Linked DNA regions of Homo sapiens: all the other regions are linked to region 2. Evidence: chromatin loops called from intact Hi-C (ENCODE). Cell type or tissue: ovary. All regions are shown on one strand. Each heading gives the region's core, and the rest is flanking DNA. Links, peaks and the distances in the headings are about the cores only.

Region 1 (7,953 bases), core at 1,228-6,227, 200 kb after region 2:
ACCTGTAGTCCCAGCTACTTGGGAGGCTGAGGCAGGAGGATTGCTTGAACCCAGGAGGCAGAGGTTGCAGTGAGTCCAGATTGCACTACTGCACTCAAGCCTGGGCAACAGAGTGACTCTGTCTCAAAAAACAAAAACAAACAAACAAAAAAAATGAGAAAGAAAATGTGGTTCAAATGCAGGATGGAAAACTATTTAGCCTTAAAAAAGAGGAGAAATCCTGTTATTCAAAACAACATAGATAAATCTGGAGGACATTATGTTAAGTGAAATAAGCCAGGCACAGAAAAACAAATACTGTCTGATCTCATTCATATGTGGAATCTAAAAAAGTTGAACTCATAAAAGTAGAGAGTAAAATGGTAGTTACCAGGGGCTGGGGAGATGGAGGGTTGGGAAGTTGTTGGTCAAAGGATAAAAAATTTCAGTTAGATAGGAGGAATAAGTTCAAGAGATCTATGGTACAGCATGGTGACTATGGTTAAAAAGAACATACTGTATTTTGAAAATCATTAGAAGAGTAGATTTTCAGTGTTCTCACTGATAAGTATGTGAGGCAATACATATGTGAATTAGCCCTATTGAGCCATTTCACAAAGTATACCTACTTCAAAACATGTGGTACACAAAAATATATACAATTTTTTTAATTTTAAAAATTAAACCTAATTTAAAAAGAAAAAAATCAATTAATCCACGGAGTTCTATCAATTAATGATGGTAAGGAATCCAACCAAAAATGATGACAATGGTGTTGAAACTCAAGGCAATACCATCTGTGTATCTTTGTGGATAAATAGGCTTGACGGTAGAGTTCTATTCCCATTGCTTCTGTGGTCCTCAGCTCTGGCTGTTTTGCAGGGTGCTGATGTCCAATCATGTAATCATTTATAATTCAACCTTGTCCTGAGGAACCCTTTCATTTTAGGATACCAGGTTAGGTTCCTGGGATGTATGTTACCATCTCCTAAATGGACTCAGCCAAAGGTCAATCAATGCCATTGATAGCCAAGAACATGTCACAGCTGTGTTTTCTTTTCCATTGAATTAAATTAGAGGAAATTTTGAATGATTCAGGGCCCTGCCTTCCTACAAATAGTTTTGACTTTTGAAGAAAATGTAAATTAAGGAAGCGTTTTCAGAGAGATTTCTTTGTTCCCACTTCTGAACCCCCTAGCTGCGTTCTATTCTGGTTCATCGTCCACATGATCTATTTAAAAGAGTTAACTGAATAAGTTACTTGAGGAAACTTGCAGAGAATACTCATACCATAATAGAAGACAAAATTTCTGAAGGTAGTGACTATAACTGTGACATCACAAGAGGTAGAGTTACTAGCAGGGTGTGGGTTCCTCTGCAGGTCCACTGAAACCGTTTCGTCCCCTCCATCAGGGCTGCATCTTCGCCTAGTAAGAGAAAGCGGTTATGGAAATCTGGACTGTTTTGATTTTTAATGTACCAATTAGAGGAATTACCTTCTTCTATAATTTATGAGTCAGAAATCGAAGCAACTTCATACATTTTTTAAAAGTTGTAAAATTCTTTTTTCTAACTACTTTCCATATTCTCTCATTAGACCTGCTTTTTTCTCTAAAACAAAATGATGTCTGGAAGACTAGCTGGCATGAGTAGATTCAAACATCTGTGTACCATCTGAAGCAAACTCCAGACCAATCATTTGAAGTGAATTGGGCAGAAGACTCACAAAGAAAGTGGGTTGTACAGAGCATGGAAGTCCCGGCAGAGGTTAGATGTTTTTGTTTTCTGTTCTCTCCTGTATCTCTTTTTCTCCACAGATTTCTCTGTTCTCTTCAGCCCCTCCTCCTTGCTCCTGTTTCTAGTTTTAGAACAGCATATTATAGTTTGGTGAAAATGAATACTTTATTCCACAAATGGCAGCTATTTTTAAAATGTTTTTTGTACAAAATTCTTACCTTATGAATTTGCCTCTCCTGTGCACACATTAGGGTACAATAGTTTAAACTAGGGTTTCTTAATCTTGGCACTGATGACACTTGGGGCTGGATGACTCTCGTGTGTGGAGGATTGTCCTGTGTACTGTAGAATGTTGAGCATTCCCTACTAGATGCCAGGAGCATCCCCAGCTCCACTGTGACAACCAAAAATGTCTCCAGATATTGCCAAATGTCCTGGGGACAGGGGCACAAAACAACCATCAGTTGAGAACCACTGATTTAGAAGAATGTGGATCTCTTATTTTCCCAGGGTTACAATGAGTATAATTAATGAAAAATATAAAATTTCTACTAAAAGTGTCATGCTGTAGCTGGATATTTTGATTCTTAAGTGGGACCTGTTTTCACATCATTTCAAGTGCCTTAACAGTCTGTCTAGCCTAATTAATATGTAGCCCTTATAATGTTAAGATATTGTCCTATAAAGTGCATGTCACTGTCAAGCTTGATGCTCATGCATGGTTGAGCCACAGCTGTAATCACTGTTTCTCTCATTGCTCACCCTGTATACCAACCTATGTGACAGTCGCAATTGCAACATCTAGACTTCCTCCCCTGCTCTTTGAAAGTAACCTCATCTTCTATTTTCCATTCTGTTTCAGTCTCAACTTTTTGTTTTGTTCTCTAGCCAATTTCTCCTTTTTCTCAGGCTTCCATCAAGAATCCCTGCTGTCTTGGGTTTAAGCAGCCCATTGTATGGAACAGTATCAAAGGCTTTCTGAAAATTGAGATTATCCATGTTGTATGAATTATCATTTTCCAATGCATCTGTAAGCAGCTCCAAAGTATACAAAGAAGACAGTGAAGTTAGATAGAGAGCATCTTTCTACATAAAGCCCCTCACTCTTTGTCTTCTTGAGGCCAAAACACCCATCGGAAAGGGAGAAAGGTGCTTGTTGAATATGTTTTGCATGCATTCCAAATATTTGTATGTTTGGCTTCATGTTGACAGCCACCTGGAAGGCTGATAAAATTTTTCTTCTGGATTATTTGGGAGTGTGTAGCCAGAGCTTCTGTGTCTTCACTGACTGTGGCTTATTCAGAGTTAATTAATATTTATTGAGTCCTTTAAAATATCTATTTGATCTTCATCAGCATCACATAAGGTATATGTTTTGTTCCCATTTTACAGATAAAAGAAATGGGTCTTGAAGACTTTGGTCACAAGATAAGTGGCAGACTCCAATTTGAACTTGGGAGTTCTGACTTCGACTCCAGTTTCCCTCCTCTACAGCATAGGGAAAGTACCCAGGGTCCTGTGCCCAAGACATGAGTTTTAATCCACATTAAGCAACTCCATCCTCACTACTCGAGATATAATCTTTGGACCAGCAACTTGAACAGCATCTATGTGCTTGTTAGAATTGCAGAGTCCTGACCCCCACCTAAGATCTACTAAATCAGAATCGGCACTTCAACAAGAACCCCAGATGATTCCTATGTGCACTAAATTTTGAGAAGTACTGCTGTTCAACTCCGTGAATATGGAAAGATAATGACCCAGTTGTGTCACTATACTGTGTCCCTTTGTAACACCACGTTCCCCAGCAGCTTAGCCTCTTCCTGATGCCCCTGCCTGCCTTCCTCTACTATGGTACTCTTATATCCTCCTATGGTACTCTCTAACATTCTATCTTATATTTTAGGCCAGAAAAGACCAAAAGTTTTTTACCTCCTTTGCCAACACAAAGTTCAATTCACAGTGGTTTCCTAGAGCATTGTGTTGAACAGGATTCTGAGGCTCTGTCTGGAGAGGCTGGTAAAAGTCTGATGTTTGCCATGGGTGTAGGAAGTGAACGAGCAAAGCATGTATGCCATGGATTTGCCATTCTTGTTCTGGACACTCCTTTTCTACTTCTCACTATCAATGCTTATGTATTTATTACCTCACTGTCTCAATGCCATGCTAAGTAACTGCACAGAAAATGTGACGAGCCAATTCCAGCTAATGGTTGATCAGTGACTATGATTTATTTATAATTCTCAAGTAACTGTGCATTTTGATAGGGCACTTTAATTCTTCGCAAAAATAAAATTAATGGTAGAATTTTTACTCATTGGGCATTTTGTCATTTTTCAATTCCATCCATTTAAATAAACTTAGGATCACAATATGCTGTTTGGGACCTCAGTTCCCCTACCTTCTTGTATATTGGCAACATTGGTGAGGAAAGGCATCCTATAAAAAAGATAATGGACCAGTTTGTGTCCATCGACACCACCAAAGAGAAAGGAGCAAGACCTGCTTAAGGACACCAGAAATGGAGGACTGTGGGGAACAACTGAGCCAGTTACAAAGACTGGCCCTACCAGGAGCAGTTCAGCAACTCAGACCCAGCCGCAAAGGGCACTGACAAACCACAGGAGACTGAACGATTGTAATTACTGATCACATTTGCTTAGAGTGTTACCATGTACAAAATGCTTTCTCATTTTTCTGTATTGATTGATCCTCTGAGTTATTTGGCTAAGCCTTACTTGTAATCATTGTTTTTTAGATTCCCCATATGCTTTCACTGGGGTTGGGGGCAGGATCACTGAATGTGATTCTTGGAAGGTGGGTTTTTATGAAAGAAACAAGATTTATTGAGAATCCTGAGTCTGGTCTAGGAAGTGAATGGGTAAACTATGTCCAAATAGTAGTAGGCATACAGGGTTCACGACGACTATAAAAGGCCAAGTAGTGTTTACACAGCCCTTTCCATCAGGAATGTGTGAGAATGTAGCTAAATGTGGATGGGATTGTGCCATCTGCCCCTTTAGTCAGGCAGTCAACAGACACCTGGGGACATGTACAGCTACAAGGAAACAGCACTGCACTAGACCAGAGGAACATAGATGACTAACACAATTTCTTCCCCTAGAAATTCACCATATGCCTTCATTCAGCTCCAGATTCTCTTCTTTCATTACCTGGATGTCATATGGTTCTCTTTTCCTTGCTAATCCACATTCAGGCTGATTATGAAAGTCTATGTAAAGACATTTGCTTTCTTTTGTTTGATTCATGAATGCTAGAGTTCTGTTTCTTGGCCTTTAGCTCATTAACATTCAGTTTCTAAAGTACAAGTGCTTTCTTTGCAAATTTATGTTTAATTACATGATGACTACATGAATGCATTCTCATTTGTAAGATAGTCACCCATACAGCTTCATTAATTCATCTTTGATATTCTTGCCTCCTGTACCCACTCTGAGGCTTCTCCACAGAGGTAATGACTGTTCTCAGTTATTCTGAACTGTTCAGCATCCCTCTAACAATGTCTGTTCGTATTTGCAACTCACCAAACACTTGGCTTGGCTCATTTTATCTATCCATCAATACCTTCTACAAAACGCTTTCCCTGACTGTGGTTAGAGAATGACAGCGCCTCTCTGGCATGAAAGAGCAGAGGACTGGGGGCAAGGGGCACTATCTCCAGTACCAACTGTTCCCTCAAAGATTCTCCTTTCCTATAGCCTTTAGTGAGCCTGTCATTTTCACCTCTGCAGATTCCCCTGAGCAGCTACAGGCCGGAGTTACAAGCTTACCCTGGTTGCAGAGTTCTGCCTTGCTGCAGTTGGGTTGTTTGACCATATTGTCACAGCTACGCTATTTTAGGGTAGGCTTTAGAAGGATGATAGTCAGATGACATGGAGCTAAGCTATACTAGGTGCCCACTTTCAGGAGATGGTTGACTAAATTCAAACCTGCTTTGACTAGTGTTTCTCTCCCTTCTTAATCTCCCCACCCCCTGCCCAAGTGAAACTTGGTTATGGTTCTCTAATGCCTTAGGTTTCCTTACCCTTGGGCATGCCTAGCTGCCCCTTTTCCCTTTTGTCTTAGAATATTTCCTTTCATTTTTTTCCTTATTTGAGAACTAACACACTGCTAGAACTTTTTCAGTGTTTGCAGAAAGGTGGTGTATGTCAAAAGATGCTGATGTCTAAAAGATGAAGATGGTAAAATTGCTAGATGGGACCCAAGGGCCAATATGGCATGCTGGTTCCTTCCACCAGTTTCAATGATGCTCCGGTCACTTGCAATGAGATGCAGTTGTAAGGTAATAGATGTGGGCTTGTCTGTAAGTAGATTGTGTCTATTTGTTTACTTTATAAAACTTTATAGAAATATATTCCACTGAGATGGGCTTGGATATTGTATTGGGCTGACTCATGATGCCAGCAGTTATAATGAGACCAGTAAATTTATTAAATTCCTGAGGCTAGACTGTTGCTGCCTTCTCTATGTTATACCATGTATTAGTTTCTTATTTGCTATAGCAAACTACCAAAAGTTTAGTGGCTTAAAATAATACACGTTTATTCTCTTGCAGTTCTGGAGCTCAAAAGTCTAATATGAGTTTTAATGGGATAAAATCAAGGCAGTTTTTTGCTCTGGTTCCTTCTTCCATCTTCAAAGTGCATCACTCCAATTTCTGCTGCTGTCATTCCATCTCCTTTGTTTATTGACTTTCTTGCCTCACTCTTATAAGGGTCCTTGTGATTACATTGGACTCATCCACTTTGGTATGCCCAAGTAGGGAGGTCAAGAGAAGGCTCTGACTGGACACTTGGGAGTAATAAAGATACGGAAAACAACTGAAGCCATATTGGATGATGGGACACTACATAGAGCAATGGTTCTTAATCTTTGAGGAAAACTGAATGAACCCTAATGATCTTTGCTTCAGAAAAATGCAAATTCAGACACAATTTCACATGCAATTTTAGCGGCTTAAGTATTCTCTAGGCATTCATGAATGCGAGGTTAAGAACTCTTGATGTATAGTTATCTAGGATAACTATTCAGTTGGATCCTTACCTCATAGCTCTCACCAAAATACATTCCAATGGCTCAAGGATTGGATCATTATCAAAGAAAACATGGAAGAGTTTAAAAAATCTTGTGTGTGATAGAGGCGTTTCTAAGCATAAGACAAAAATCTCTAACACATGAAAGGAAATATTAAAAAATTCAACCACACAGGAATGTGTGTGTGTCTGTGTGTGTTTGTATTCTGCATGGAAATAAAATCATAAACAAAATTAGAAGGGAAATAACAAAATGAGAAACACTTTGCAACTCATACCAAAGCCGAAGGGCTTTCTTAACAGTAAAACATTCTTAAATTGATAAGAAAAAGACCAACAGACTAACTGAATAAATGCGAAGAGCAAGTTCACAGAAATTGATACAAAAACTTTTTTGAATCTTGAAAAGATGCTCAATTTCATAAAATGCCAGTTTCTTTTTTTTTTTTCTTTTCTTTTTTTCCTTTTTGAGACAGGGTCTTGCTGTGTCACCCAGGCTGAAGTGCAGTGGCACCATTATGACTCACTGCAACCTCTGCCTCCGGGATTCAAGATTCTCATGCCTCAGCCACCCCAGCAGCTGGGATTACAGGTGCACACCACCATGCAAAGCTTTTTTTTTTTTTTTTTTTTTTTTTTTTGTATTTTTAGTAGAGACAGGATTTCGCCATGTTGGCCAGACTGGTATTGAACTCCTTGCCTCATGTGGTCCATCCATCTCTGCCTCCCAAAATGCTGGGATTACAGGCGTGAGCCACCATGCCTGGCCAAGAGAAATGCCATTTTCAAATATTAATTTGAAAAATATGAAGACAACTGAGCACAGTCTTAGTGATAGTAGAGGAAAAATTCCATACATATGCTGCTACTGGGAATGCAGTATGTACCACCTCTAGCCCAGTGTTCATCAAACTGAAATGTGCACACAGATTACCTGGGAATCTTGTTAAAATGCAAATTCTGGTTCAGCTGGTCGGGGGAGGGGCCTGAGATTTTGCATTTGTTTTTGAGATAGAGTCTCACTGTGTTGTCCAGTTTGGAGTGCAGTAGCATGATCACAGTTCACTGCAGCCTTGACCTCCTGAGCTCAAGTGATCCTCCCACCTCATCCTCCCTCGTAGCTGGAACCACAGGTGCATGCCACCACACCTGGTTTATATTTCTTGTAGAGATGGGTTTTTGC
Region 2 (7,953 bases), core at 1,315-6,314:
AAAAGGGGTGGAGGGAAGCACATGAAACACAAGCCCAGTTTTAAAAATTAGGTTCAATAGATATAAAATTATGGTGCCAAATTTCTATAAAAGTTTCTAAATGTTTACTCTTGCTTGATTTGCATATATCCTTACAGACCTGCAAGGACTATCTAAGAATTGGCACTGGTCCGGGGACCATACTTTGAGTAGCATGGATCTAAAGATCATTAAACATGCATTTCACTATTGAAAACATAGGCTCTTGAAATGGAATAATATGATTATTTTAATCAGTGAGTAAACTGACACCTTGTTCTTTTATTAATAAGAGAAGAATAACTCTGATAAGTCAAAGTAATATATGCAGTATGAAAATTTAATGATATTTTCCCCAGTAGATTAAATTTCTAATTATGTGGTATTTAGGCTAATGTTAAAATCTGTATTTTCCTTAGTACACAGGCCATCAACAAGTGGAGGTGTCTGCTCAGGAAATACAACTTATTTCTGTCAAAAATATATTGTGAATAATACAATGTATATGCAGTGTATAATACTCTCCAAAGAAGGACAAAAATCAGGAAAACTACAATAGGTATGGATTTGCCACTTCAGAAAGCCACTGCCTTACCTGGATATGGCTCTCTCAAGTTTACAAGACTGTGGCATTAAACCATACTGTGTCTGAATACCTTTCCCATCCCCATCTACCAAGGAAAATTCTGCTGATCTTACAAGACCCAGATCAAGAGTTACCTCTTGAGTGCATTCTCAACATTCATTCATCCATTCATTCGTCATTCACACTCATCCATCCAACAAAAGTGTATTGCCTACCCTACAATATGCCAAGCTGGAGATGGCACATGGTGGTGTAGGTGCTACAGATACAACATTGAACAAACCATGGTTCCTACCTTTTTAGAGTTTGTGTTCTAATGGTGAGAAAGGAGAGAAAAACAAATTAAATATATTCATAATATTGTGTTTGGTAAGTGAAAACTGTTATAAAGCAAAGTAAAACACGGACTCAACTTGCTATCTTCATCTAAACCACAGAACACAGAAAGTACTTTGACAGACTATATTCTCAATTTTCCCAAGGATGATGCACAGCTATTACCATTCTCGATACATACGAGAGAAGTTAATTCATTGCATACAATGGATGCCTTAGGGAATGACATCTTAATTTGCAGACTGAGAGAGGGTGAAATAGAGAGTAACTGAGGTGCTATTTTAGATAATGTACTCTGAGTGGCCTCTGTAAGAATTGTACAAGGGAGCAGAGATCTTTTTTTAAAAATCCTTGAGCATGAGCCATGTGGATAACTAAGGGAAAAACACTTCAGGCAAGAAAACGAAATTCAAATTCCCCAAAACATAGAGAACTTGTTGAGTCTGAGGAACAGCTGGGGGAGGCCTATGTAACTGGAATGGAATGAGTGAAGTGCCAAGTACTGGGAGAAAAGGACAGCAGGTCAGGGTTGTCAGTAGAGGGTGCTCCTACCAAGCCTTATTAGACTGTCACTTTGCAGTTCAATTATAGCATAATCATACTATTTTTCTTCAGTTAGCAATAGGTTGTTTGAAGGCAGAATCTGTGTGACGGTCATTTTGTATTTCGACATCCAGCACTGCAACACGTTAAGGCTTAAATGTGTGACTGAACAAGTGAATGGATAGATGAATGAATTAATATATTCATACAGGGCTTTCACAAACAATATTCATTAATTATCTGCCATCCTTCCAGGAGGCGGATCTAGTCTTACTGCATCTAATTTACATATAAAAAATCTAGGATGTTCATCAACTTGCCTGCAGGTACAGAATTGCTAAGATCTAGGAAAAAGGACCTTCCAAATTCAGATGTTTGACTCTTAGTTTAATGCCCTTCGTATATATTGAGCTTCCAATTATGGTTAATAGAATGGACAGAAGTAAGTTTTTTAAAAAATCACTGTATATCACAATACTTTCTGAAAATGGTAGATGCAAATGTAAAAGTTTACATTGTTTTTAGAGTGGGGACTGGCTGCCCTCTCCTGGAAATATGAAAAAATCCCATGAAGCAAAACCCATTTCTCTAGTCAATCTAAGACATTCCTCCACCCACCCACTCACCTTACCCCTCTTCCCCATCTCTCTGTTTCCTTTCTTTCCTAAACTTTTCTTTCATGTTTGTCAACCTAGATTAATGACAGGGGGTTCTTTTTTTTTTTGGCTGTAAGATTTATTTTTAAAACCTGAACTGCATCAGATACATAATACCCATTTGTTTGCAAGTTGTTGCTTTAAAATTTATTATAATCCATAGCTATCCCAAGCTTTGAGCTTCAGTTCACATTCCCTTTATATCCTCATTTTCTCCAAAATCCAGACAGCTGCCTGGGGTCCCAGCTATTACAGTCAAAACTATCGGTGATTACAGAGATGAAGAAACGTGGTTTCTCTTATTAGCTCAGTACACTTATTCTTACAACTCAAAGTGTGTTCCACAGTCCAGCAACATCAGCATAACCAGTATTAAAAATTCTGAAGCTCAGGCCCCATTGTGCTGGTAATATTTACCAGACAATTACATGCACATTCTCATTTGAGGAGCTCTGCTCCAAGGATGCTATTGAGGCATTGGTGCTACACTGAGCTGGGGTTCGAAGTCTCCTTTGTTTTCAACCATGTGGGTGGAGGTTAGAGAAAGATTTGTTGAACACACAACACTGTAGCCACAATCTCTAATACAGTTCATGGTATTTCTTTAAAAATACAATTCCATTCATTCATTATTAACTGATGCCATTTCTTATGTTCATCATAATCACTTTATACATACGTACCGAGTTTAAAGACAAGGTCTTAAAGTGGATATGTTCACGAACATGTGCGTGTAATGATAAATACCAAGGGAACATGGCTAAGAAATGGCATCAACTGATAAAGAATAAATGAATGAATAACAAAATTTTATTTTTAAAGTAACAGGGTGGACTGTGTTAGAGACTGTGGGTACACTGCTATGTGTTCACCAAAACCTATTCCCTCTCCACCCTGTCTGTGATCATGTGACTGTGTTCTGGCCAATGGGATGGTGCTTGACTGATTACAGGCTGGCCTAGAAAAAAACTTCCCATGCAAGATCCTTTCTCCAGCCTCTGGCTGGAAGTAAGGATTCCAAAGCCCTAGGGCAAGTGTTAACAAACTGGTTTTGCACTGCCTGTGAGCTAATCATGTTTTTTACATTTTTATGGTTGAAGAAAAATTAAAAAGAAGACTATTTCATGAAAAACCTATCAAATTCCAATCTCAGCATTAAAGATAAACTTTTATTGGAATACAGCCACACTCATTCATTTACATATTGTATACAGCTGCTTTCACACTACAAAGGCAAAGCTGAGTAGTTTTGACACAGACCAGAAAGTCCACAAAGCCTAAAATATTTCCCATCTGGCCATTAACAGAAACAGTTTGCTGATCTCTGCCCTAAAGTCTGGCTGAACTACAAGATGGGAGGAGCATGGATCCCCAAGTCACTACAAGGAAGGCTGTCCACCAAATATCCTCATTGGACTCTTACATAAGAGAGAAACAAACTTGCAGTTTCAAAATTTCACTCAGATTTCAGGATTCATCTGTTTCAACTCATACAAAAAATTTCTTTTTTAAAAAATTAGATGTCCAGAGGGCAGTGTGACAGACAGGTAAACTGAATAAAGAAGATGAGAATGCATAATTTTAAGGAGATACCATTTTTGTATTCACAGCGTTTAAGTCATACTGGGGCTACCACCGAGAAGGGGACAACTTTTCAGTAACATATTTTAAAATAAGTGTAATATATCCCCTCATTTCCACTAGGTGGCACTTAAGACCATTTACATTTTCAAAACGGCTCTATTTTGTAGTATGTTGTGTAATATAATCCTTTACTCCCACTAGGTGGCACTTAAGATCCTTTATAATTTCAAAACTAATACATTTTGTAATGTAATGTGTAATATATCCCCTCATTGCCACTAGGTGGCACTTAAGATCCCTTATTCAAAATACACATTTCAGGATCATCACAAAGTTTGTAATTTAATTAAGGTGGAACTATCAAAACCTACTTTATACTCGTTATTGCTGGAGACAGAAAAAGATACAAATCAGAACCTCTCCCTCCAAAGAATTGATCATTTGTAGATTTATAGTATAACAAACAACATGTATCTTCCTATCAAATTCCCAAATTAAAATCTTCTCATTTCAATAAACTTATTGTTGGTTTGATAATCATTTAAATTGCATAAACATGTTTTACCCAAATGTTCACAGGTCCCACATAAGCAAAATACTGCCCTAAAAGTCTTTGTTTACAGAGAGAAAGGTCACCAATCCTGTCTTCAAGATGCATCTCTAGTAGTGACAGCCATTAACATGCATCATCTTGCAGTCATTTTGTGATTCTTACCATATTTTGTCCAAAATACATTGTGTATCCTTGACAAAAATGTGTTGAAACCAAGTAATAGTTTCTAGACTATGATAAAGAATGTGGGCTGCATCCTGAGAGTAATTATAGAAATATTGAAAGGTTTTGGATTTTTGGAAAGATCACTGTGACATGGAGAAAGAACTGGAGGACTGAAGTGGTCAAGACTAGAGACTAGTTAGGTGGCCTTATCTAGGATAGTAGGCCCTTACAATGGAAAGAAATAAATGGACTCAAGAGACTTGAAGTAGTTACAGTTCTTATCTCTGTGGGCGATAAAGCCCATAAGCTGGAATCAGCTGACTTAGATTCAAAATGGAGATGCTGCCTACCGCAATAGTGCTCTCATGGGAATTAAATAACATCAATATCAGGTGCTTGCTGTACTGCCTGTTGACATGCAGTTGAGCAGTGAAGGGTGTTATTATGGGTCCCACTGTCTACACTCTAGAGAAGATGCTTACACCCTCACACTTAGGTTAATACTATACCTCCATATTGGGCTCCCAGTACCCTATATCTATGGTGTAAAGTGGAGTTTCTCAGCCTTGGCAATATTGACATTTGGATAATACTTGATGGCGGAGGCTTTCCTGTGCATCATAGAATGTTTGACCACATCCCTGGCCTCTACCCACTAGAGGGCTTCTAGAAGCATCCCTCCCCTCCAGCAGTGGCAACCAAAAATGTTTTCAGACATTACCAACTGTCTTCTCGGGGGCAAAATCATCCCCCTTTGAGAACCACTGGTACAGGCCATGGTAGCGAACAGCCCTGTCCAACAGAAATACAATGTGAACCACAAATGAGAGCCACTATGTAATTTATAACTTTCTAGTAGCCACATTAAAAAAGTGAAAAGAAACAGGTGAAACTGATTTTAAACTATATTCTATTTAACCCAGTGTAGCCAAGGTATCATAATTTTAACATGTAATCTACATAAAAATTATCAATGATATAGTTTACATTTTTTCATATTAGTCTTTGAAATCCAGTGTGCATACCTAACCCTAACAGCACATCTCAATGTGGACTCAGCACCTTACAAGTGCCCAACAGCTCCATGGGGTTAAGGGCTACTATATTGAACAGTGCGGAGACAGTATCTCATAGCGTGCATTTTTATATACTGATACCATCTTATTTTCTTCCCCCCATTTCACCATCATCCTCCTTTATCTTATTAGTTTCAAATTTTTAACCACATACGGTATTACATAGTTTCTTTTTATTGCAATAAGAGCTGGTAGGAATAAATTATCAACAAGTGGCCCCTCTCTCCAGTTCCTCCACCATGGCCACTGCTACCTTTGTTGGCTTAAAACACACTTGCATTTAGCCACCCTGCTTCCCATGTATCTGTGTTATGTCTGCCCCCATTACCCATAGAAGTCTCTATCTCTTCATCAAATCATTCTCTGTGCTGACTAATGTTTACCTTCTAGAATTATTCCCATTTATATGGAGACAGCCATATTGTCTCCTTGGGAAAATTGCTTAAATCTTGCATGGAATGAGTCAGCAAACTTTAATGTGATGTTCTGCAAGCCATATGGACTCAACCAACATCTACTGAAGAGCGCTTCATCCTTACATGAGGCTACTTGTTTTACTTATCCTCAAAATAATGAGCCTTCTTGCTGAAAGCGGCAGGTCCCAGTAGCCCACCTTAAGCTTTTTCTCCTCAATGATCAACAGCTTTGATGTACTATAAAAGGAAGTTTTAAGGGCCTCTGCCCTCCTTTAAGTCACCATATTTTTTCCCCATATTCCATAACCACCCGGCATCTCTCATCCCCATGCCCATCTGTGTTGAAGCAGACACCGATTCTGGGGCTGCATTCCAGTCTCTCATTAACAGTGGCCTGGCTTACATCTGACAGTAAGTACGATCCAAGATGGCCCTGATTAACATCCTAGAGAAGAGGAATCTGTGATATGTTCAAAGCAAACAACAGCAAAAAATTCCATTTCCCATTGTTGCTCTGCAGATATCCTTTGGGTTGGAATTTAAAACTATATTGCTATGGCTCCTGAAAACTAGCTTCATATTTTTGTTAATGTTTATGTTTTCCTGACCATCACATTGATGAAGTTCATTCACCATTTATTCATCATGCAAGGATTTTTGTCAGCATCCTTTTGAGGTCCAGCTTCAGCTCATTTTCCTTTGCCTATCTGACCTTAGTAAGCCCACAACATAACATAGAGCAAGGCTGGTGGGCCAGAGGCTGGTGAGTGAGCCAAGCCAACCAACCAGTGTAGAGGGTGGAATAGATGCTGTAGGTACCCCATCATGTCCTCTCAGCACTCGCTGCTTCAGGACATCCCATGACATCCAGCTTCACACATAAGCAGCTCTCTGCCTATAAGCTTTCTCTTGACTAGGGAAAAAAAGGAAAGCCAGAAGTGCCAGGGACCTAATGCCCCTGGATGTTGCCCTGAGCCAACAGCAGCTGAGATTTGGAGGATAAATACCTCAGTGTCCTTGTCCGTTGGGTGGGATAACTCTGAGTTGTATTCTATACTGGCTTATAGGGTTCCCTAATGGGATTGCAGCCCATCTCCTAAAGTGGAAATGTGCTCAACAGTACACCTGTTATTGGATTCCTCCCTTCTCTGTCTCACACCTCCGCTCCTCTACTTTTATTCTCCAAATAAACTCCTTGAATGTGAATCCTTGACTCAGGTGCTACTTCTGGGAGAACCTCATGCAAATCACACTCTGTTTAATAGATAAATATTTTGTTTCTTTGTGAACAATCACCATCAAGAGAGACGATAAAACCTTAATGAAAGTTGAAAAATAATTTAACTTGTGGTATGAAAATATGCACAAAAACATATTTCTGGACAAAAACGTAACTAAAGAAAGCAAAGAGCCTGTACAATTATTTTTGTATTGTCTCTGATATTTGAATTTTTTACTGTGTAATATTTACCAAGGATAAAAAGTACGCTTGAACTCTCTCAAATAATAACATAATAGGGGTTTGCATAAAATGAAATTACCAATTAGAACTTTTTCACGGAAGGGCCTTCAATTTTTTACACCTAAATACTTCAGTAAAATCCAGTGACTTGTTTTCCTAGACTTGATAGAATGTGCTATCACCATCACAAATATTTCAAGCATAGATTCTCTTTCCACACATGATGAAAACTGGGAGCTGTCCCTCAATACTTGTTCTCTTCTTCTGTCACAGTAATACAACATCCAATTTTAGCTGGCATATACCCATCTAGAATAAATATTAGATAACCCAGCCTATTTACAATTAGGAATGGCTATGTGAATAAATTCTAAACAATGAGAGGGAATCAGAAACGTCCTGTCGCGACAACAGATACTTTGCCTTAAGAGACAGTGGTTCTCAACTGGGTGACTTGCCAGCCAGGGAACATGTGGCAATGTCTTGAGACATTTTTAGTTGTTGCAACTGAGGTTCCTACTGGTATCAAGTGGGCAGAGACCAAGGTTGTTGTGAACA
Region 3 (7,953 bases), core at 1,588-6,587, 390 kb before region 2:
TTGCAGTGAGCCGAGATCGCGCCACTGCACTCCAGCCTGGGTGACAGAGTGAGACTCCGTCACAAAAAAAAAAAAAAAAATTAAAAAAAAAAAACTAAACGAATGCCTTCCTACTGATCTTTGCTTTCCCCCTTCCCTTAACTACCAGCCCAGCATGAAGACTCTCTAGGCTCTGAAACTCTTGGAAGACTCCCGGGGCTCTGAGGATGGTGGAGCCACTGGATATGTGGAGCCTAGGCTGGGCCCCTTAGTGACTATGTGGAAGACAGCATTCCCTCCCCTCACACACTCCCGCCCCTCCTCACCCCTCACAGTCCACACTGTACTGGGACAGTGAGGGAGAAATCCAGTTGTAATAGGTTAAGCCACTGCCCCATTTCGGAGTTGTTACAGCAGTTAGCTTTCCCTAAAGGATACAACTTTCTTTAGGAAACTGAAGGGAAAGAAATAACAGTGCATTTTGCAAGGCAAAGGAGGAGTCCTTGGGGCATGTGTACCCAGACTACCATTTTCCTATGAATCTGCTCTGCCCTCCACTTCTTAAAAAGCAGACAAGGAACAAGAACAAGGCCATGTTGGGGACAGGGGAGTGGGGGATGTGAGTATTTACAAAGAAACAAATGATAGCTGAAACAGGTGACAGCTGAAACTGGAAAAGGAAAATGGAGTAAGGCTCTTCACAGGATACAGTGAGATATAGTTAGAAAAGGAATCAGCACTAGAGGGCATTACATTTAAAAATGCACTGTGCTTTTAAAATGTAATATGGGAGATATTACAAAACAATGAGAAAGGGAATATAAATATAAATATAAAACAACCAAACAAATAATTTACACATTTTATACCATATATAACATGTATTCCAGATGGATTAAAAAAATTAAGGTTGAAACAATGAAATGACATTAAAAAGAAACGCATACAGATGACTGACTATCCAACGCTGAACTGAAGATTAATTTTATGAAAGAATTCACAGAGAAGAGACAGTGATAAAATTAATTATGTAAAAAAAGAAAATGCAAGTAAGTAAACAATATGGAAAAAGAGTTAACATCTTTATTATATAAAGAGTTCATAAGAATTTAAAAAACACTGGCATACATAAATAGGAAATGATATAAGTAACAATTCAATGGGGGGAAGTTCAGCAAATTAATAGAAACACTGAAAAATACTGGTAGGAAAGAAATGCAAATCAAATTAACAAATGCAATTTTGTTTTTTAAGTTAGCAAAAGTGAAAACCCACTAACTTGCAATACTGATGAGATTTGCACACAGCAGTGTAAAATCTCCTGCCATCCACAGTTTACAGAATGTAAGGTAGTGGGTCCCATACAGCACAGGAGGTGACTGTACCTCCAGATTCTTGGAAAGCCTTGTTATATTTGACGCACTTCCCTGTTTGGGATTTATAACCTTTGACTTGCTTTCCAAAATTTTGTGAATCTATTAATAATTTGAAAAATTAATTACATAAAAGAGGCTCCTGAAAGTGTAACTTATTACAACAATAACAAAAAATTTCAAATGACTTAGTATTGGTTTGTAAGCTATGATTATGCACTCTGTGGAATACCCCTGGCCCTTAAAAAGGATAATGGAGAGTAACTGGAAAATGGAAGTTAGAAAATAATACAAAGTTGCACAGACAGAGTGACTGTAACTATGAAAACCTTTGCAAAGGAAATGGAAAAAAATATAGTCAAAGATTGGCATATTTGGGTGGAAAGCCTAAGGATAGTTTCATCCCCTCCCATTTTCAGCATTTCCCAAGTAATGTTTGACAAGCATGTAATATAATGATAGTAAAGAAAACTTTAGAAAATAATTTTAAAAGTAAATGCAATAAAGTTTAAAATTAATACTTCACCTGTCATTCCTGGGTCTTTGGATCCGCTTTTTAATGTTGAATGCCAAGTTCCCCAGATATCGAAAGGCTCCTCTGACAGATCTAGGGAAAAAGTGTATAAAAAGGTATATAACACAAAAGGAAAATTAAAAATCAATGAACATTTTAATAACATCTCTTCTGTGCAAAGTATTGTATTCAAGATCCTGTTGTATACAAAACAGAATACAATTCAGATCCACCTTTCAGCGTGTTCATTCTACTTGGGATTTACAAAAAGGCCCTTTCTATATCATGCTCGTGGTAGACAGAATAAGGGCCCCCCCAAAGATATCTGTGTCATAATCCCACAAATCTACAAAGATGTTATTTTCGAAAAGGGCTTTGCAGGTGTGATTAAATTATGGTTCTTGAGATGGGGAGATTTTCCTGGATTATCTGGATGGGGCCAATATAATTACAAGGGTCCTTATAAGAGAGGGGTAGGAGAGAAGATGTTGCTAGACTGTTGGCTTAAAAGATGGAGGAAGGGGCCTCGAGCCAAGGAATGCAGCAGCTTCTAGAAGCTAGAAAAGGCAAGAAAACGATTGTGCCCTAGGACGTCCAGAAGGGAAAGAGGCCCTGTGGACCCATTTTAGACTTCTCACCTCCAGAACCATAAAATAATAAGTTTGCATGTTATAGGAAATGAATAGAAGGGTGATGGGTGACAACAGCTTTATAGGTGCTAAACACATTAACACAGAACTAGAGGAACAATAGAGTTTCTGTACTATCCTCAGGAATACTTTGCTATTGGTATCACTGGATTTCTTCATGCATGCATTCACTCATAAATCCCCTTAGCTTATCCATCAATATTTATGGAGTAAGGCACTACATTAGGCTTTTTCACCATCTCATTTAATCCTCACTACAATCCCATGATGGGATTATAATTACGATTTATAGCAGCAGACGTCTACTGGGTGCCTCCACGTGTTCAGCAGTTCACATGCGTTATCTCACTTCATCCCTAGGAGGTTCCCAGCAGATCATTTTACAGACGATGCAACTAGCGTAAGGAGCAGGTAAGAAATGCACACAAGATTACACAGCAAGTATTATCGAGTGCGTATTACATTTGAAGTGCTGCGTTGAGGGCTTTACATGGATTAGTTCATTAAACTCAATGAATTAAATACTGTTATCATTCTGAGTTTTCACAGCAGGAGGAAATGGGACTCTGGGAAGCTCAATCGCTCACTGGAGATCCTGCAGGTTGAAAGTGGCAGAGCAGGTTTGTGACTCCCAGTATAGTGCTCTCTTGTCATTGGATACTAACACTATTTGGTTCTGGAAGGTTGTCTTCATACATATAGTAGGTTCAGCTTGTTTTCTTTAGAAATGTAACAGCAGTAATTGGGTGGCACCTCAGACTAGCAAATATGCAACCCAAATCCAGTATACATAAAGTTCCTAGGATGCTGGAGGGAAAAAGAATCAGCTGGGAATAGGAGTGGCTCCTCTGGGCATGCGTTTATTTCCCAGATATCTGAGACTTGGAGTGTGGCCTGCAGGGACCCTCCCAGCCAACGACTGGGCTCGCCATACCTTCCTCTTCCTAGAGTAGGCGTTCAGCAGGTACTCGGTAAATGCAGGTTGAATTACAGAAACATCAAATAAGGGAGAGACGAAGAGAAGGTCCGAAGAGCCCCACACCATGCCACATGCAACAAGAGGAGGGTCGCTTGTTTTGGCCAGCGCCTGCTGGCCAGGCTCCAGTTACCTTTCCCAAGCCTTGGTCCAGGAGAACTTTCCCTTGACTTTGACGACGACAAGTGGCCCACCAGCATAAACTGCCCTGGCACTCTGTAAAGCTTCTCCGAGCCCCCCGGGGCCGCGTCCTCTTGCATAGCCAGCAGGGAGCGCTCAGACAGCACTGGGGAGTTGTTGTCATAAGGGGAGATGTCTCCGCTGGAGGCCTTGTTGGAGTCTGTAGATGAATGCCTCCCTCCCACGGAAAAGGAAACTTCCGACTGCAGCATGTCAGGGCTTCTGGCACAATGAGACAATTACAGGTGCGTGAGTTTGTTAACAAGTAGTGACCAGATTTAAACAATATGGCTATTACACAAATGACTGGAGGAGTATGCGTGGACACGGGCTGAAACAAAAAGACCATTTTGAGCAATGTTCCAAGACATGTACATCCATGACGTGAAAGGGTTTCAACGATATGACCAGCAGAGGGCAGTAAAACCCAACAGATATAACAGGAAAAGGCAATGATGGAGAAGGCACGGTGAGAATGAAACCGACAAGGAGCCCTGCATTTGCCAATGGGCATCGCTAAGTGCCTCAGGGACTCATTCCTGCTTCCATTTTTAAGTGAAAGTCTGATGCTCACTATCTATTAGGTAAGGATACACTAGTAGATAACTCTTTCACTTTCCTCAATATCCTGCATTAAAAATAATTCAGATAAAACTATGGTTGACACTTTGCTTGAAGTTCATTATGGCTTTCTGGACAACTTTTCCATCCCACCAAAATACTTACTGTACTTAGTGTAAATAAATCCATCCTTCATGTGATAAAGATGTTGATGCCACCGGTGGGAATAAGTGTTTCATGTATAAAGTAGTGACAAAAACAATAAATATATGACCCTCACTAGACTCCATTTTATTCAAATACATCTAAAATGATTCTACAAGGCACTAGTGCTTTTACAAACTGATATGATGTACTAATTAGTATACCATTATCATAGTTCTGTGTTCATGAGTTGTCACAGAAACAGAAATAACAGTGAAAATGTATGTGGAACAGAAAAATGAGAACTTGAGCAACGTGAAAAGAGCATGGGAAGTCTTACCTGGAAACATCTTTCTTTTCTACCCTCCTCAAAACTGGCCCTGACAACATCTTGAAGGGAAACAATCACAGATTGATTAAAAGTTCCAGAACCTACATCTTTTCCCCCTTACTTCACTTCTCTTTACTAGTCTTTGCTCTCTTTTGGCTTAATTTTTCAAAACAAATCCTTTTTATTTCTTAAAGAAGGTAAACACATGCCTGAACAACACTTTCCTAACCAAATGGTTTTGTGCATGCAAACTGGAGGAAGTGCATTCACAGGGATCTAGCTTCCTCTGAGGTTTCCAGCAGGGGTTAATATCGCCGGGAAAAACATCCCAGCTTCTGTGATACTGCCACAGCCGTAACTGAGGCAAACACGGGCCTGAACCCTTTTGCTGAGGACATTTCCTACCAACATGGAATAAAGAAGCCCCTTCCTTGCCTCCTCTTTGAACTCTCATCACGTAATCTTATGGGAAGGAGCCAGAGGACTGCTATGAGGATGATTTTCCAGGTCTGCAAGATCTCATTGAGTGGTTGTGAAGTGCATCCCAGGGTGGCTGCATCTGTCTCACCTGGGAACTTGTTGGCAATGCCAATTCTACAGCTCCATTCTGGACCTACTGACAGGACTGGCTACACCATTTGTGGAGCCCAGTGCAAAATGAACATGTGATGCCCCGTGTTTAAAAAGCGTTAAGCATTTCAAGATGGCCACTGCAAATCAGTAAACCAAATGTGGGCTTCTTCTGAGTGTGGAGTCACAGCCCTGAAAGTCAGCTCTGCCTATTAAAAGGGAAACTCAGGGTGGGGCCAGCAAATTTTTTAAAGAATCCCTCCAGGTGATTCTGATGCACGGGGATGTTTGGGAACCTCTAATAACCAAACCTTATTTTCCTCTCTCAATCTGTAGATGTGACAGTGGGCTAAAGGTCTGCTAAGAGCCAAATCAGGAGGGAAACCAAAGATGGTAGCCAAAACTGCAGCATTGGCTGCCCTGGGAGTGAATGTGGTGGTCCTGACCTTGGGGTGACTGAGGCCACAGTTAGGAGAAGGAGGAAGGGTGTCCCCATCCCAGCCGATTCCTGGACCTCCTCTGTCTGCCTTAAGCAGGATCCAGACAACTGAATGTAGTGTAGTCCCATTGTGGATCAGAACATTTTGAAGTGAAAGGGGGGTAGGAAGTACCAGTGTAGTGTTCTCTGCTCTTCTGGTTCAGTCTCCTAAGTCAAGCCGGCAAAGTGACCACAGCTGGGCCCTCCATCAGGGAGGAAACAGTGGGGGTGGCTGAAGCGAATCCCTGGAGGTAGAGGTAGATGAGGTGTCTCATAGTAGACACAGGCTCTGAACCTCCTTGGGATGGCTGGGGTCACAGCCAGGGACATAGACAGAGGGGGCATCCAATGAGAGACGATGTCTTCTTTTCACAGTTTCCCCACCCCCCAGTGTATCCCAGCCATGGGAGGAGATACAGTGTGAGTACACATGGCAAGCAGTTTGGGAAATATACTTATGTGAAATATCCCCTTGGCCTGTGAGGAGAGTAAAAGTTAATATTTATACAGAGTTAATTATGTGGCAGGCACTGTACTAAGCTACTGTTAACAACTCTCCTTTTTCCTGACCTGAGTCTGGGATTGAGTGAAAGAAACAAGGAGCTGACTGAATGCTGAATACCATGCTCTCTAGCAGCAGAGGCAGTTAGGGTTGGGATTCTTCTAGAATTTATTTGGTAGATAGTGTTCAACATTATTACAAATCAGTAGTAAAATGCTCTTTCTTACTTAGAGTTAATAGCCTTTTAAAATGTTTAAAATATTTCCCTATCATTTTATTGTCTTAGCAGAGGTCAGGAAGTGGCAGCCAAATTTGCCTAAGAACCTATGTCCAAGAATTATCTTCTCACATGAAAGCACACCGATTAAAAAAAAAAGCTGTTTTATTCACTCCTCAGAACTCTCATAACAACATAGGCAGTTCATAGATTTTTTAAAAAAATAGTGTCATTCTATTGTTTTATATCTGTCAGAAGCAAATCCAGGATCAACATATATACACATACTCACATATACATACATACCCAACACACACGCACATACATATACATATTCAGACATAAACACATACATATACATGCATCAACATATGAACACATACATATACATGCATCAACATATGCACACATATACATATTCATAAACACATATACACACACACAAATATGACATAGACATGTACACATATACACAGACACATATTACATATACACATAAATGCAACTATATACACATGCATATACACATACACCCACTTAGGTGATACAATTGGAAGTAAAGACACAGAACAGAGAGAGAGTAGGATTGCTGAATGGAGGCTGGAGTCCGGAGAAATTTCCAGAGACTTGGAAGCAGAATTGTGAGGGCCTTTCAGAGCATGTCTCTCCTGTAATGGGGGCTGGGCATCCAGTCATTGTGGATACCTTCATTACACACCTGTGCTTCCTGTGTCTGTCCATTTTCCATTTTCCACTTCTAAATCTTTCTATTCTATCCCAGTTTCTGAAACATTTCTAAGTTTATGGAAGCTATTGTAAAAGCAGCTTGTCAAATTTATAAATCAGGTAAAATCTATAAAGTTCTGTAAGATTTTCCATATAAAAATCACAAATCAAAAAACAAATTCTTATAATCCAGAAATTCTGCAAGAAGACAGGGTGTGAATAAATCCGGGTGTAGTGTAGTGGAAATGTGGATGGTAAAAGTTTATAGGAAAGGAAATTTCTCTGACCCTGAAACCTAGAGATAAAAGTGAGAAAAGAAAGAAAAACTACCTTTCAGGCTACAACTGTCAGAGAAGTGGTTGTCTGCCAGGACCAGGGTGCCTGATGGTGGCTAAAACCCATCATTGTGAGTCAGCTCTGGGAGCTTCTTGAGTGGGCATTACCTTCCTACAAACCAGTTCCAATTGGCAGCACTCTAATTTCTGAACACTGGTGGAGAAATGGGCCCAGGAGGGGAGGTTTTAGTGATTTTCCACAGGACACTCAGTGTCAAATCTAGAAAACCATACCATCTTTTGGATATGTCCGAAAAATGAGATAAGCAACCACAATGTTTTCTCTCAGATTTGACTCTAGGATAATCCAACCCTAAGAAGATAGTTTTGAGTTCAGGGTCCCAAATAAAGGCATTAAAATACTCATGTATCTATTTACATGAAATTTTTACTCTGATCAGTGATTCACTAGATGAG
Region 4 (7,953 bases), core at 1,638-6,637, 190 kb after region 2:
AACTCTCTCAGAGAGACAGTTACCTCTCAGTGTATGTGTCTTTCTCCATCCTCTGTTTCTTGAACTCCTCAAAAATGGCCCTCTGGATTTAGCCTCTTGGGGTTCTAAGAAGGCCTTTGGAAAAGGAGGAGTTATTATAAGAAGCAATAAACAATATTGGGGCAGAAATGTTCTTCTGTCTAGGCCCCCAGGCTGCTTTTAGGACACTTCCCTCTCGTCTTCCATGGCTCCTCTGACATCTCCCTCATGGACATCTCTGCTTCCTTCCGTGTGTTCCATGATTCCCCATGTTCTGACTGGCTAATGCACACTGTATTCTTCTATCCAGATTCCACTGGGAGCTAGTCTCACCAGCCTAGTGAGTTTCCACCACCGCATTGGGCAAAGCCTTTACACCAGGCCACCTCAGGGGTCTCCCCAAGCTATGGAAACTCCACTCTTTGTTCTTGGGCCACCCTACCCCCACCCAGGTGGCTACCTCATGCTAAGAACAGGCTGTCACAGATTCTCCTTCAAGGCACTGTGGATGGGGTGTGGCCCAATAGGAGGGAACTTTGCACTTTCCAGGTTAGTATGTCTGACAAGTCCAGCACAGACCCAACGTATGTTCTAGTAGTCTTTCCTCTATCTTAATTGCTTATTCTTGATAGATGTCATTTTATCTTTTGAGGTGGCATGGTTGCTCAACATGAGCATAGACACAAAGGCCGGGTGTGGTGGCTCACATCTGTAATCCCAGGGAGGATTTTGGGAGGCCGAGTTGGGTGGATCACCTGAGGTCAGGAGTTCCAGACCAGCCTGGCTAACGTTGCAAAACCTCATCTCTGCTAAAAATACAAAAATTAGCTGGGCATGGTGGCACGTGCCTGTAGTCCCAGCTACTTGGAAGGCTGAGGCAGGAGAATTACTCGAAACCGGGAGGCGCAGTAAGCTGACATCATGCCACTGCAGTCCAGCCTGGGGGATAGAGTGAGACCCTGTTTCAAACAAACAAACAAAAAAGACACGAAAGCAGAGCCTGGAGCATCCATGGTCTAGTTCAGAGGCTATGCCATGGGAATAATAATGGCTCATACTAATAGCTAACTCTTACAGAGGACTTTTTAAGAGGCAGACAGACAGTCTTCTAGATGCTTCACATAAGTTAACTCATTTAACACTCACAACAACCCTCTGGGGTGGACACCATTAATATGTCCCATTTTATGCCTAAGGAAACTGAGGCACAGAGATTCCAAGGAACTTGCCACATGTGTGTATTAACAAATAAATAAGAAGGTATAGGTTTAAAAAAAAGAAATTCCTTGAAAAACAAAGACATTTGAACTGAATTTGGTGAGACAGAGAGACACTGAGGTTTTTGAGACCAGAATGATTCAGCAGGAGCGAGATGGATTAGTGGCCCCTGAAACTAGGGGTAGTGGCTGATCCAAAAAGCTCCTGCAGAGATCCACATCCAGGGGAGAGGCTCTGAACTGGAGTGGTGGCAAAGGCAGTTGAAACAAGAAGCAGGTACTTTGGGAGGCCGAGGCGGGCAGATCACGAGGTCAGGAGATCGAGACCATCCTGGCTAACACGGTGAAACCCCGTCTCTACTAAAAATACAAAAAAATTTAGCCAGGCGTGGTGGCAGGCACCTGTAGTCCCAGCTACTCGGGAGGCTGAGGCAGGAGAATGGCATGAACCCAGGAGGTGGAGCTTGCAGTGAGCCGAGATCGCGCCACTGCACTCCAGCCTAGGCGACAGAGCAAGACTCCATCTCAAAAAAAAAAAAAAAAAAAGAAGAAGAAGCAGGTAGACAAAATTGCAACATCTTGTAGGACTTCCTGAGTAATGACAAGAGCTGTAACCATCAGGGTTCAATGAGGGAAAGAAAACTGCTAGGAGAGTGCGATGGATTGAATTGTTACCCCCCAAATTCGTATGTTGAAGCCCCAACCCCCAATGCGATGGTATTTGGATGTGGGATCTTTGGGAGGTGAGTAGGTTTAAATGAGGTCATGAGGGTGTGCGCCTCATGATAGGATGATTGTCCTTATAAGAAGGGGCACCAGAGAACTTGCACTCTCTGCCCTCTACCACGTGTGGACACAGTGAGAAGGTGGCTGTCCGAAAGCCAGGAAGAGGGCCCTCACCAGAACCTGACCCTGCTGGCACCCTGATCTTGGATTTCCAGCCTCCAGAACTGTGAGAAATAAATTTCTGTTGTTTAAGCTACCCAATTTGAGGTATCTTGCTATGGCAGCAGAAGTAGACAAAGAGAGAGGAATGGATAACGGATGCATTTATAGTGGATAAGGCTGATGCAATTGTGGGAGTTGGTGAAGCAATTTACAAAGATGAGGAATCTGAAAGGAAAGCTTGACACCGTTCATGACACTGATGCCCATCGCAACAGAGCCAGCTGTCTGCACACCTGGCCCAGGCCTTGGGGAAGCTGAGGGGGACATCAGAAGGAGCTGGCGGAGCTGTGGTGCAGGTGCTGGCCTCATGTCAGCAGATCTCATGTCAGCAGATCAGTGACAATGTGCAGAAGCCCTGCTCAAACCTTCAGAGTGTACAATATATGACTTCTGCTTCAATTCCAATTTCCAAGTTGCACACAAAATGTCCTGGGTGGCCAATATTGCCTGGAATCAAATGGCAAAGGGGATGCTGTGAAACCTAGGCTTAGCTGAGTTAAGTTAATACAGCACAAAGCCAGCAAGATAGTGGATGAGAAAAAGCAGACAAGTAAAGAGGACCCCAAGTTTTTGTGCATGCTTGACTAGAAAAATGGTGATGATTCTAGGAGATGTTGGAAGACGATGGTGAGCTTAGTTCTGCTGTAGTCTTTGGCATGTATGTAGAAACATCTAGCAGGCAACTGAAGACTTAAAGAGAGGACAAGACTGGAAATAAAGACATAGGAGTTTTTAACCAAGTGAGGTTTTGTACACTTCTCCATTCTCTATGCTGCTGAAGGAAATGATGCAGAAAGTGCATGGAGCCATCAAAAATTGGATTTTGTTCCTTTTAAGAGAAAATTTTATTCTTCATTTGATTCTTTCATTTAATGAAAGAATCACTTATTGAGCAACCACTTATTGAGCACATGTATAAGTTCGTCATAGTGGTTCTAAGATAGAAAATCTAGGGTCCTGCAAACAAAAATCACCTAAAAATGCCTCAGACCAGGCTGTTATAGGGTTTGTCCATGTTGTGGAAGCTGCTTTGAAGATTACGCTTGGAAAAGAAAGGAGAAGGCACTTAAGAGAATCAGTATGTGTGAGATATAGAAGTTTTTGCACTTACCCTTCACTTTATAAAGAGAGGTTAGTTTTCAGAATGGATGTACTGCTTTATTATTTACTTATTTATTTTTTTATTTTTGTAGAGATGGGAATTTGCCATGTTGCCCAGCCTGGTCTCGAACCCCTGGGCACAAGAGATCTGCCCCCCTCGGCCTCCCAAAGTGCTGGGACTACAGGTGTGACTGCCAGATGATGTAATGCTTTAAATCAGTGAATTAAGACAAGGGCTCCACAAGAAGATCATAAAAGAAAAAAGACCACTAGGACATGTCTTCCCTGACTTCCTCTTCTTAAAGAGCTACAGAAACTTCAACATTCAGGCTACCAGGTCAGCCTCGCCCACCTCACCTAAGCGGACCTAAGTCTGGCATCAGGTGGGTCTAGCATGGCTCTTGCTGCCTCTACACTTGGACCTCTTCACACGGAGGTCCTCAGTCCCTCCAGCATCTCCTCAAGTTATGTTCTAGTCATAGCACCCCATTAGGAGCTCTGCCTGAGGGCCATTCCATTTGAATGGGGCCTTGACAATCCTTTCTGACTTTCTCCCTGGGTGCTGAAATTGGAGAGAGAGCTTTCTCCACCCCTGACCACAAGTTTGAACCCCTGCCCAAGCAGTGGTGCCAAATGCCCTTGCACTCATTGGATCTTGTAATTTGCACAATCAGCCACCTGTTTATTCAGGCCTACAGAGAAGAAATCTCCTGAAATCAGTACCTTTATATCTGCGGTCATTAGATCACCTACATCAGAATCAAATGTAGGGTTGCTTTTAAAAAAAATGCATGTTCATTTTTGCTGACTCAGACTGTCTAACAGCGTGGCTTGAGAGTCTGCCTTTTTAGCAAGTATTCTAGGTGATTCTTTGTACATTACAGTTTGAGACCATTGATAAGATCAAGCATAGACTAACTCCAGGGGTGCTCCCACCTCCCCAAAAGCTATTGGGCTCCAGACTGTTTCCTTACCAAGCCTATTATTAGTTTGACATGATTTAGTTGATCTCTCTATTCACACTGTTCTCAAAGTGTTGTTTTAAAATTATGCGTAGGGTATCTTGGTAAGTAAATTTTGATGTACCATTAGGCCGTTATTGGAGTCTCCATCTGGTGGCCACAGTAGAGAATGGCATGTTTCACTGAAGAAATTATGGGCAAGTGTAAAACTGGGGAAATTAAAAAAAAGTTTCCTTGGTGTCTTAAGGGATTGGCAATCACAGTCTTTCTTTTTTATTTTATACGCTCTAAGTTTTTCTTCATATAGGCAGAACACTTTGACACACAGCTGTGGACTGTACTTTCACTTTCAAACAGAGACGATTTCAATTAGATGACCTAGCCCAGCAAGCGCTTTCTGCAAAGGGCCAGATAGTAAATATTTTAGGCTTTGTGGGCCATATGGTCTCTGTTGCAGTTGCTTGACTCTGCTTTTGTAGGATAAGGGTAGCCACAGACAATATGTACACAAATGGGCATGGTGTGTCCCTATAAATATTTATTAACACTGAAATTTAAATTTTGCATCTTTTTCACATGTCACAAAACATTATTTGTATTTTTCACTCATTTAAAAATTCAAAAACCATTCTCATCTTTGCAGGCCTTGCAAAAACAGGCAGCAGGTGGGAGATGTTTCGCAGTCCATAGTGTGCAGACACCTGGCCTAGCCTATATAAACCGCTTTCCTTCAGGAATATTGTGAAGGATACATAGTGGGTATTTGTGCTGAGTATCTCCTGTTTGCATTTCCATATACTCGAGAAGTGTGGGGCTGTGGGACTAGTGTACCTTCTGGTCTAGAAACTTTGAAGCCTGTAGAGCCTTGGCAAATGACCACAAAAGCTAATAGGCTGAGTAAAGGAGCCCTATAGAATACAGTTTGTTCTAAATATAGGGTTGCAGACAAAATTTACAAAGCATTTGAGGAAATCAAATACCATGAGCAATAACAAGGAACTATAGATAATAGAGTCTGATTTGACCATTAAAAGGAAGGAGTCAATAAATGAATTAAACAGTAGGGTAAACACAGCTCAGCAGAGAACTATGAATTTAGAGAAGGCTCTAAAGAACAGGCCAAACTATAGTGCAGAAGGCAAAAGACGTGGAAGTTGCTAAAGAGAAGTTAAAAAACAAGACAGATAAACGGTAAACTCCAACATACAATTAGTAGGAATTACAGCTAAAGGGATGGAGAGAGGTAATAATCCAAAGGCTAAAGCCCAAAATATGTCCAGGACATTTTCTTCTAGGCATGTGTAAACTCGATTTTAGTATTGTAGAGTGCATGAAAACGTGGACTTTGGAATCAAAGAGATTTTGGTTTGATCATGATTACGTCACTTAAAACCTGGGACCCCGAGTAAATAACTGAAGAGTTGGTTTTTTCATCTGTCAACCAACCTTACACAAGGAGATTGTGACAACAAATGCAGGAAAGACTTAGCACAGGGACTGACTCTTGTTAGCCACTATAATTACTGTAACTGAGAGGCACATAAGAGACCTCAGAGTGCAGCGCTGATCTTGGCACTAAAGATGATACCTCAGAACCTCTCCAATTCTTAAAGTGTTCCTCTCTCACACAATGGTCTTGAATAAATCATTTTTATTTGTCTTAACTCCTCTCTCTTTCTATCTTTTGGGTTTGATTTGTTTTCTTTGTATGTTCCCTGCCATCTCGCACTAAGTTCCCATCATGACCAGTTTCCCTAGTGAGAACTGTCACTGTATCAAGTGATATTTGAGGTATCCTATTGTAGTCATCAGGCTATATTTGGATCCTCCATTGCTACTTCGGTATCTGGCCTTTCATATATACATAGAGGTTTTTTTTATCATCTTGTCTTGAAGTTAGAGCCCCCTGAGATCTTTAAGAAATGAAAAGTCCATGTCATTTAGCCATTCCTGGGAGAGCAATTAAAAATAAAAATAAAGAGCAATAAAAACAAATTAAATTTCTTTGAACACCAAGTGGTTTCTCACTCTTAAGTGACTTTCTTATGTTTTGTTTTTATGGAGCCTGGGATAATGACAATCTATCTTGTCCTTGCGGATTTCAGCAGGAAAAGCACTTGACTCACAGGGAGAAATTGGCTGCTCTTACTGTGCGGTTGTTCCTGGATTAGCATCTCTACTTTGATCCTGTCTTCCCTGACTGCCTACATCCCACCCACAGTCTCTATGCCATAATATCTTAATATTAGCTGATAATGGGGACATGAGTTTGGGTAAAATTGAAACCAGTAAAATCCTTTGTTTATCATTGAGGATCGAACTAGTAATTAATGGCTTTGGTAGCCCTGAGCTGCAATTCTCCTTGGCCTGGTCTTTTTTTTATAAAAAAAAAAAAAAATACAACTTCTTATTTTAGAGACAGAGAGTACATGTGCAGGTTTATTACATTGGTATATTGGATGATGCTGAGGTTTAGGGTATGAATGATCCTGTCAACCAGGTACTGAGCATAGCACCCAATAGGTAGTTTTTCAACACATGACACCCTCCCTCCATTCCCCCTCTAGTAGTTCTCAGTGTTTGTTGCCATCTTTATGTCCATGAGTACCCAATGTTCAGCTTCCACTTGTAAGTGAGAACATGCAGTATTTGGTTTTCTGTTCCTGTGTTAATTCACTTAGGATGATGGCCTCCAGCTGTATCCATGTTGCTGCAAAGGACATGATTTCATTCCTTTTTATGGCTATGTAGTATTCCATGGTGCATATGTACCACATTTTCTTTATCCAGTCCATTGTTGATGGGCATCTAGGTTGATTCCATGTGTTTGCTATTGTGAATAGTGCTGTGGTGAATATGTGAGGGCATGTGTCTTCGAGTAGAACCATTTGTTTTCTTTTGGGTAGATACCTAGTAATGGGATTGCTGGGTCAAATGGTAGTTCTGCTTTAAGTTCTTTGAGAAATCTCCTGACTGCTTTCCACAGTGGCTGAACTAATTTACATTCCCACCAACAGTGTATAAATGCTCTCTTTTCTCTACAATCTCACCAGCATCTGTTGTTTTTTGACTTTTTAATAATAGCCATTCTGACTGGTGTGAGGTGGTATCCCACTGTGGTTTTCATTTGCATTTTCCTGATGATTAGTGACGTTGAGCATTTTTTGTATGTTTATTGGCCGCTTGCATGTCTTCTTTTGAGAAGTGTCTGTTCATGTCTGTTGCCCACCTTTTAGAGGGGTTATTTGTTTTCTGCCTATTGAATTATTTAAGTTCCTTATAGATTCTGAATATTAGATCTTTGTCGGATGCATAGTTAACCAAATATTTTCTCCCATTCTGTAGGTTGTCTGGTTACCCTGTTGACAGTTTCTTTTCCTGTGCAGAAGCTCTTTATTTTAATTAGATCCCACTTGTTAATTTTTGTTTTTGTTGAAATTGCTTCTGAGGATTCAGTTACAAATTATTTCCCAAGGTGGATGTCCAGAATGGTATTTCCCAGGTTTTCTTCTAGGATTCTTATAGTTTGAGGTCTTACATTTAAATCTGTAACCCATCTTGACTTAATTTTTGTATATGGAGAAAGGTATGGGTCCAGTTTTATTCTTTCACATATTGTTAGTTAGCTATCCCAGCATCATTTATGGAATATGGAGTCCTTTCCCCATTGCCTATTTTTGTCAAGTTTGCTGAAGATCAGATGGTTG

What was found. A loop is a pair of places that touch in the nucleus more often than their neighbours do. Peaks named below come from ENCODE experiments on the same cell type or tissue, not always from the same donor. Only the 100,000 strongest peaks of a DNase experiment are listed, where the experiment ranks them.
Region 1: it touches region 2 in a loop (4-fold over the local background); 69 of 110 quality-filtered maps call a loop at or near these places.
Region 3: a loop joins it to region 2, with 3 times the contacts of the local background. A loop is called at or near these places in 80 of 110 quality-filtered maps.
Region 4: a loop joins it to region 2, with 4 times the contacts of the local background. A loop is called at or near these places in 69 of 110 quality-filtered maps.

Annotation. Positions count from the first base shown.
Region 1 is chrX:11,731,325-11,739,277 of GRCh38, forward strand. It overlaps LOC105373131 (a long non-coding RNA gene), which reads left to right and starts at 1,365. Exons shown (of 3, transcript XR_950513.3): 1 at 1,365-1,409; 2 at 1,577-1,746; 3 at 3,109-4,029. In ovary, for the core only: no CTCF peak of the experiment used is centred there; no DNase peak of the experiment used is centred there.
Region 2 is chrX:11,529,402-11,537,354 of GRCh38, forward strand. The region is part of intron 1 of ARHGAP6 (Rho GTPase activating protein 6); the gene reads right to left. Among named protein-coding and RNA genes, the nearest start is that of ARHGAP6, 130 kb to the right of the region's middle. In ovary, for the core only: CTCF peaks have their summits at 1,970 and 3,913 (motif pointing right); no DNase peak of the experiment used is centred there; H3K27ac peaks cover 2,041 bases.
Region 3 is chrX:11,140,355-11,148,307 of GRCh38, forward strand. It overlaps ARHGAP6 (Rho GTPase activating protein 6), which reads right to left. Exons shown (of 13, transcript NM_013427.3): 11 at 3,626-3,894; 12 at 1,879-1,959. Among named protein-coding and RNA genes, the nearest start is that of HCCS, 33 kb to the left of the region's middle. In ovary, for the core only: a CTCF peak has its summit at 4,093 (motif pointing right); no DNase peak of the experiment used is centred there.
Region 4 is chrX:11,720,206-11,728,158 of GRCh38, forward strand. No RefSeq gene overlaps it. Among named protein-coding and RNA genes, the nearest start is that of MSL3-DT, 34 kb to the right of the region's middle. In ovary, for the core only: a CTCF peak has its summit at 4,396 (motif pointing left); no DNase peak of the experiment used is centred there.